Regions from separate parts of the Homo sapiens genome. Here region 2 is linked to region 1. A link is a contact called in ENCODE Hi-C or POLR2A ChIA-PET data. All regions are on one chromosome and are shown on one strand. The core of a region is the stretch at or near the end of the contact, and the rest is flanking DNA. Distances in the headings are between cores, read along the strand shown.

Evidence for each region. A loop is a pair of places that touch in the nucleus more often than their neighbours do. ChIA-PET counts read pairs that join two places held with the same protein, here RNA polymerase II (POLR2A). Pooled maps may share reads with other maps.
Region 2: a loop to region 1 is called in a pooled map, with 2.1 times the contacts of the local background. The contact joins the promoter of ATG14 here to the enhancer-like site in region 1. A Hi-C loop is called at or near these places in 1 of 168 maps with a recorded cell type or tissue (posterior cingulate gyrus), 1 of 37 single-sample maps with no recorded cell type and 8 of 50 pooled maps. POLR2A ChIA-PET finds 5 or more read pairs at or near these places in 9 of 52 experiments (CD4-positive, alpha-beta T cell, CD8-positive, alpha-beta memory T cell, MCF 10A and 4 more).

The regions. Positions count from the first base shown.
Region 1 is chr14:55,326,086-55,329,159 of GRCh38, reverse strand. The region is part of intron 1 of FBXO34 (F-box protein 34); the gene reads right to left. Among named protein-coding and RNA genes, the nearest start is that of FBXO34-AS1, 56 kb to the right of the region's middle. RefSeq lists enhancers at 468-969, 1,779-1,918. Within about 2 kb of position 1,784, at least 3 of the 41 ENCODE cell types and tissues checked have a DNase peak (open chromatin) inside an H3K27ac peak, as active enhancers do; they include CD4-positive, alpha-beta T cell, where a contact is called at or near this core.
Region 2 is chr14:55,410,489-55,413,674 of GRCh38, reverse strand. ATG14 (autophagy related 14) reads left to right here and starts at 1,845. Exons shown (of 10, transcript NM_014924.5): 1 at 1,845-2,073. The coding sequence starts at 1,853. It also overlaps a transcript of FBXO34 not described here and the pseudogene RPL21P6. RefSeq lists a silencer at 1,556-1,855.

The sequences.
Region 1 (3,074 bases), core at 535-3,034:
AATTTTAGAAATAAACCACGTTTTAAAGACATTTTTCACAAATCTCCCTCAGCCCTTTCCTGGGCCTTTAGGCTACTCCACTCTCTAGGAACTTCTCATTAAGTACAATCATTCTGCAACAGGATTGATTGATACACGGGGGGGACAATTTGAGTAAAATGGGAACTGTTTGCTAATGTACTATACTTTCTGTGAAGAATACTAGGTACACATACACAAAGGCATACAGCTGGACCCAGCCCCATGGGAATACAAAATGCACACATGCTTACATCTTAAACATCATTTTGAAAACACAGGCATCAAACACACACCCTATCATACTGTTTTCCTGGAAAATTTAAAATATCCTGTGAGTTCACTGCAATACCCCAGGGCACCTCAAACAGTTTAGGAATGAATACCCCGACTGGATCTCACAGCTCTAAACATTACCTACGTGTTTCTCCAAGTGGCTAACCCAAACCTCTCTCCAGGACTACAAGTTTGTATACAGTAGTTTATCCTTATCCATGGTTTTGGTTACCCAAGGTCAACCATGGTCCAAAAATAGTAAATGGAAAATTCCAGAAACAATTAAGTTATCAATTGCACCCCATTTGTAGAAGTGTGATGAAATCTCTGCTCCATCCCATGCAGGATGAGAATCATTCCTTTGTCCAGGGCATCCACGCTGTCTAGGCTTCCCAATGTGTTAGTCACTCAGTAGCTCAGTAGCTATCTCTAGGGATCAGCTCTATTGTTACGGTGCTTGTGTTAAGGTAACCCTTATTTTACTTAATAATGGCCCTAAAGCGCAAGAGTAGTGATGCTGGCCAATTCACATATGCCAAAGAGAAGCCTTATAGTGTTTCCTTCAAGTGAAAAGATCAAAGTTCTCGACTTTATAAACAAAAAACATCGGCCAGGTATGGTGGCTCATGCCTTAATCCCAGCACTTTGGAATGCTGGGGCAGGTGGATCACTTGAGGTCAGGAGTTCGAGACCAGCCTGGCCAACATGGCAAAACCCCATCTCTACTAAAAATACAAAAAAATTAGCCGATCATGGTGGGACACACCTGTAATCCCAGCTACTCTACTCGGGAGGCTGAGGCACGAGGCAGAACTTGGGAGGCGGAGGCAGGAGAACTGCTTGAACCCAGGAGGCGGAGGCTCCAGTGAGCTGAGACCACCACCACACTCCAGCCTGGGTGATGGAGTGGGAGTCTGTCTCCAAAAAAAAAAAAAAAAAAAAAAAAAAAAAAAAAAACCAACAACAACAAAGAAAATCATATGACGAGGTTGCTAAGATCTGTGGTAAGGATGAATCTTCTGTCCATAAAATTGCGAATGAAAAAAGATTTCGTGCACAATATATATAGGGTTTGGCACTACCCAAGGTTTCAGGAATCCACCGGAGGCCATGGAACGTATCCTCCAAGGATAAGAGGGGCTACTGTCTATTCGAAATCTCCACTTGGATGTCAAGCACCTTAAACTCAACATGTCCAAAGTAAAAATCCTGATTCCCTATGCACTTTCCAGTACTACTCTCCAAAATCTTTCCTATTTTAGTAAACAGCAACATTTTTTTCCCAATAGCTAATGCTATTGGAAAATGACTCCATTTTCCTCTCACAAACCACATATGCAAATCCTGTTGGCTCTATCTTCAAAATATATTCAGAATAAACTACAACTCACCACCTCCACTGCTACTACCCTGTTTTAAGTCACCACCATTTCTCACCTGCACTTTGCTTCTACTCTCAAACTCCGCAGGCAGAGTGATCTTATAAAAGGGGAAGTTCCATCATCTCATTTTCTGTACCACACCCTTCAATGGTTTCTAAGATGCCCCCTCTCTTTCTCATGTTCTACTCAAATCTCTCCCTTTTGCTTACTCTGCTCCAATGAGACATCTTGCTGCTTCTGGAACACACAAAGCACAATCCCACCTCAGAGCCTTTACATGTTGTGGTTCCCTCTGCTCCTTCCCCAGATATTTACCCGTGTCACTCTTTTGCATCCTGCAGGCTTTTGCTCAATGTCATCTTAGAGAGGCACTCCCTGACTGTCCTCATATAGTACTATTCCCCACACTCCCTATTCCCCTTTTTCCTTGCTATACATTCTCTGCAGCACTTTTTTCCCCCTTTCTGACATGTGTCCATGGTACATCTCTCTCCACTAGATCATCTGTTCTGAGACAACAGACTTAGTTTTGTTCACTGCCATATTTAACAGGCCCAAAATAATAACGTTATACACACTCAAATACAGAATAAAAATTATACCAGCTGTTTTAGGAAGTAAAATTATACCAACTGTTTTGTCCTCATTAACATCAAAACATCCCTAAAGTTTGTATTATTGAGAGTTTTCTATCCTGCATTTGAAATTCTCTCCTTCTCCTAAAAATAAAATGTAATGCTCTTTTTGATCATCGTATCCATAAACAAGAGATCTGACTAATCCAAAACGAATTATACTTTGATTTTCCTGGACTCTTAAATTCTATTCATAAGCTAAGAAACTAGATTGCCCTCTATTACGAGCTACTGGGAAATTTATTTCTTACGCTCTCTAAAAATCATTTTTGGACAGCAAGTCTCACATCTTGATCTATGATTTTTTCCTCCTCACCAAACCTGCTCCTCCAGACTTTAGCTTCAAACACAACTGCTAAGGAAAATCTCTAAGATGTAGGCCCCAAACAACCTTGTCCCACAGCAAGACCTAAGAAAAGGCACTTCAAAATCTAACACAACATATTTAGACCAAAGATTACCTGCAGCCCTCACCTAGGCAACTCGGCCGAAGTCTAAAAAAGCACATTTTACTTCTGCCTCATTTAATTATCTAGTCCCCCAGATCTTCCCTACTAGTTGTCTTTAATGTGAATGGGGAGAAAGGGGAGGAGACAGAGGGAGGGAAATGGACCTTAATAGGAAGCTGTGTGATTATCTTCAGAAATAAAGACTGGATTTGTTTCAGAGCTTTGTAATATGACAGAACCTCAACTCGGGGGATTTTACTTCCTCTACAAACTATCTCAGCTGTGCTTTGTGTATGCTAAGGATGTTTAGAAAC
Region 2 (3,186 bases), core at 596-3,095, 84 kb before region 1:
AAAGGGAGAGGTGTCTGAGTTCAACTGAAGCGCCAGCCTGCTCCACCCAGACAAGCACTTAGAACCAATGGAGGGAGCCTGGGCTGCTGGAACCTATTCCCTATGAGTTCATGGCATAATAGGTGTCAAAAAAAATTCTGAACTGTACAAATGTTTCTCTTCATTGAGAAGTGTGGCGCCGCCCCCTCCCCTTAAAGAAATATTTAAACTACATTTTGTATCCAAAAACCTCAGTGCTCTGCTGTTAAGTAATACATTAATATGCGTTCTCTGAAAATATATAGCAACATATAGGAGTTTCAAATAACTGCATAAGCTAGATACTATCTGTGATATCATCTAGCACGATAGGAATTAATGTGTATTTTTTGCCTTTTAAAATATTGAACAGTTGATCCTGATCATTAGGTATTAAGCACTGTGAAGGATCCTGTCTGAATACAAATGAAACATAAGCCCGAGACCTTAAAAAATAATCCTTTTGTTTGAAATGATCAGAGAGAAAGACTTCTCACTTAAAAATAAATCTTAAACTTTCAGGAACCATTCAAGTTTAGTGTAAACTGTATTCTGAATATAGAGAATTTTTGCTTTTGCTTGTTTTTGTAATCCTACGTGATTTGTATTTAAAAAGACTGGGTAAGATTAAGAAGACGGAGGAGCAAAGGGCTCAGATTCAAGACCTAATTAGCTTGTAGAATCACCAGTTTTCGATGGTGATGTGGAGATTAACAGGGAGGGACGGGCTAATATGAATCATGGCTCTTGGCTGTAAATCATCAGTGATTACGTCCTTTACCAAAGTAAGAAAACAGGTTTGTAGGGAGGCAGAAGTCAGTTTCCAACACTTTGAGTTTGTGGTGTCCTGGAATGTCACCTGATACCTAGTAAGTAGTTCTGGATCTTTGGGTATGGAACTTGAGAAAGGAATCCTGGCTAGAGAGAGAATTCAGGGCAGTTTATCAGTAGATAGCCTAGTAAAATCATCCTTGAGAATCACTGGTCTATTTAATCTCACCTATAAACTCACTTTTCTCTGTAGTTTAGAGGCATATTCAAACACTAATTACTCTGATATGATCCTCCCAACACATCACCTTATATATCCCCTATCCACCAAAAGAAACTTGAAGGGAAGTCCTAACCATCTACCTAGTTCAAATTCTCTTAGAGCATGGCCCAGGGTAGGGAAGGTACGTTAGCCACGTGATTAACTTTTCAGAAGGATACAATTCTGATTTTGCACGTTCACTTTGGTTGTTTTCACTATTGGTAAAGTATAATACTATTAACCATATTAATCCTCACGGCATTAGATGGGTACTATAATTCTATCCATTTAACACGAGAGAACAGGCGCAGAGAGATTAAGGAACTTGCCCCAAGTCACACAGCTATTAAGCAGGTGAGTGAGCCAAAATTCAACCTAGTTCCAAGACCCAGCCCCTTCACCCTACTTTGTTTGCTGTAGTTTAGCCAGATTTTAAAGCATCCACAGCAAGTTAAATTCCCTTATTCCGCTCCCATTCCGTTTTCCCAGAATCCTTAGGGTATGGTATTACAATTTTCTGCACAAGTTTGAGGCTTTAACTCGTAGTCTTGGCCTGAGCCAGCAGATGACATTTTGTTTGGCCGACTAGCCCCTCTAATATAACTCTCCCCCTGCTTCGGGACCTGTTGCCCCTCAGCAGACCGGAAAAACAACAGTGCCCGGGACAGGAACACGCGGCGGCGGAGGGGTCCGGGGGCTCGCCGGCATCCCAGCCCCCCTTCCCCAGGCCCCTCCTCCTGGCCCAGAATGCACCCGGTTGAAAACAAAATCCCACGTGACTGGCTCTCCTCTCAGGCCATCATGGCGTCTCCCAGTGGGAAGGGAGCCCGGGCGCTGGAGGCTCCTGGCTGCGGGCCCCGGCCGCTCGCCCGGGACCTGGTGGACTCCGTGGACGATGCGGAGGGGCTGTACGTGGCTGTGGAGCGCTGCCCGCTGTGCAACACTACCCGCCGGCGGCTGACCTGCGCCAAATGCGTTCAGAGCGGCGATTTCGTCTACTTCGACGGCCGCGACCGGGAGAGGTACGGCGGCCGCCACGGCCCTATTGTTTCTTCTGCTGTGTGTCCTCCAGCCAGGCAGCCGAAGGCTGGAACCTGGGGCTCCCCGTCCGGGCACCAGATACCAGCGAGAGGAGCGAGAGAGAGGGAGTGTAGCTAGCTGCTCTGCACCGGAGCTTTGCTACCAGAGGACAGCGTAGGGGCCAGATGAGGGAAGGTCGCCGTTTCCCCATCACCCACCCAAGAGGAGTTTGACCCCACGGTGCTCTTGGTCACTGGGGAAAAAAGGAATAAGTGGTGACTCTCTGGAGAAGTTTTCCCGTTGCTGCCATTAAGTTAGATTCCCAGCTCTTTGCTGTATGTACTCCCATTCAAAAGCTTGGCTTTCTATTTTCGAAAGCATATTTATACTCATTCTCTAGAGGAGAGAGTAGAAGAGAATCAAATAACTGCTTTAGAGGGATTTGGGCCTGGTAGTCTGTCACAGATGGACTTTGTTATCAGACATGCTTACTCTAATGTGTGAATTGAGGCTTGCTGTTAACGCCCCTTTCCCCTCCCTGCCTCTAAAGATTATTTTAGATTCTTAGGAATTTGGGAACGTGTTTTGGCCTTGTTTTAAAATTCAGATTGGGAGCTGCATGCTTTTAGTTAAGAGAATTGCCTTTAGGAAAATGTTTTGGTTTCATTTCGAAATCTAAACAGCTACAAGTTCTTGGTTAAGAAAATTGAAAAATTAGTGTGATTAGCTGCAGGATCTCCCACTCTCAACTTATGTTTCAACAATTTAGTGTCAATGATAGTCAATGATAGTAAGATAGCTAGCATTCTGAGCACAAAAATTCAGGTATTAATTCATTCGCAACAACCGAATGACTTATCCCCAACTTATTAGGAAGCTGCACAGTAAGTGCTTTGCCCCAGGTCACACAAATAGTTAAGTGTTGGTACAAGAATTAAAATTCAGACAGCTTGGACCTATGTACCCGCACTTAACCACTAGACTTTATATCCTCTATATTTGGGAATGTTTTGAGTTCTTAGTATTTCTGTGATCGTGGATGGAGTTCTTTCCTTTCTCTTTTGAGGAGGTTTGAATGACAAACTCTTTTTTAGTTTTGTTGCTGTGTCTTATTG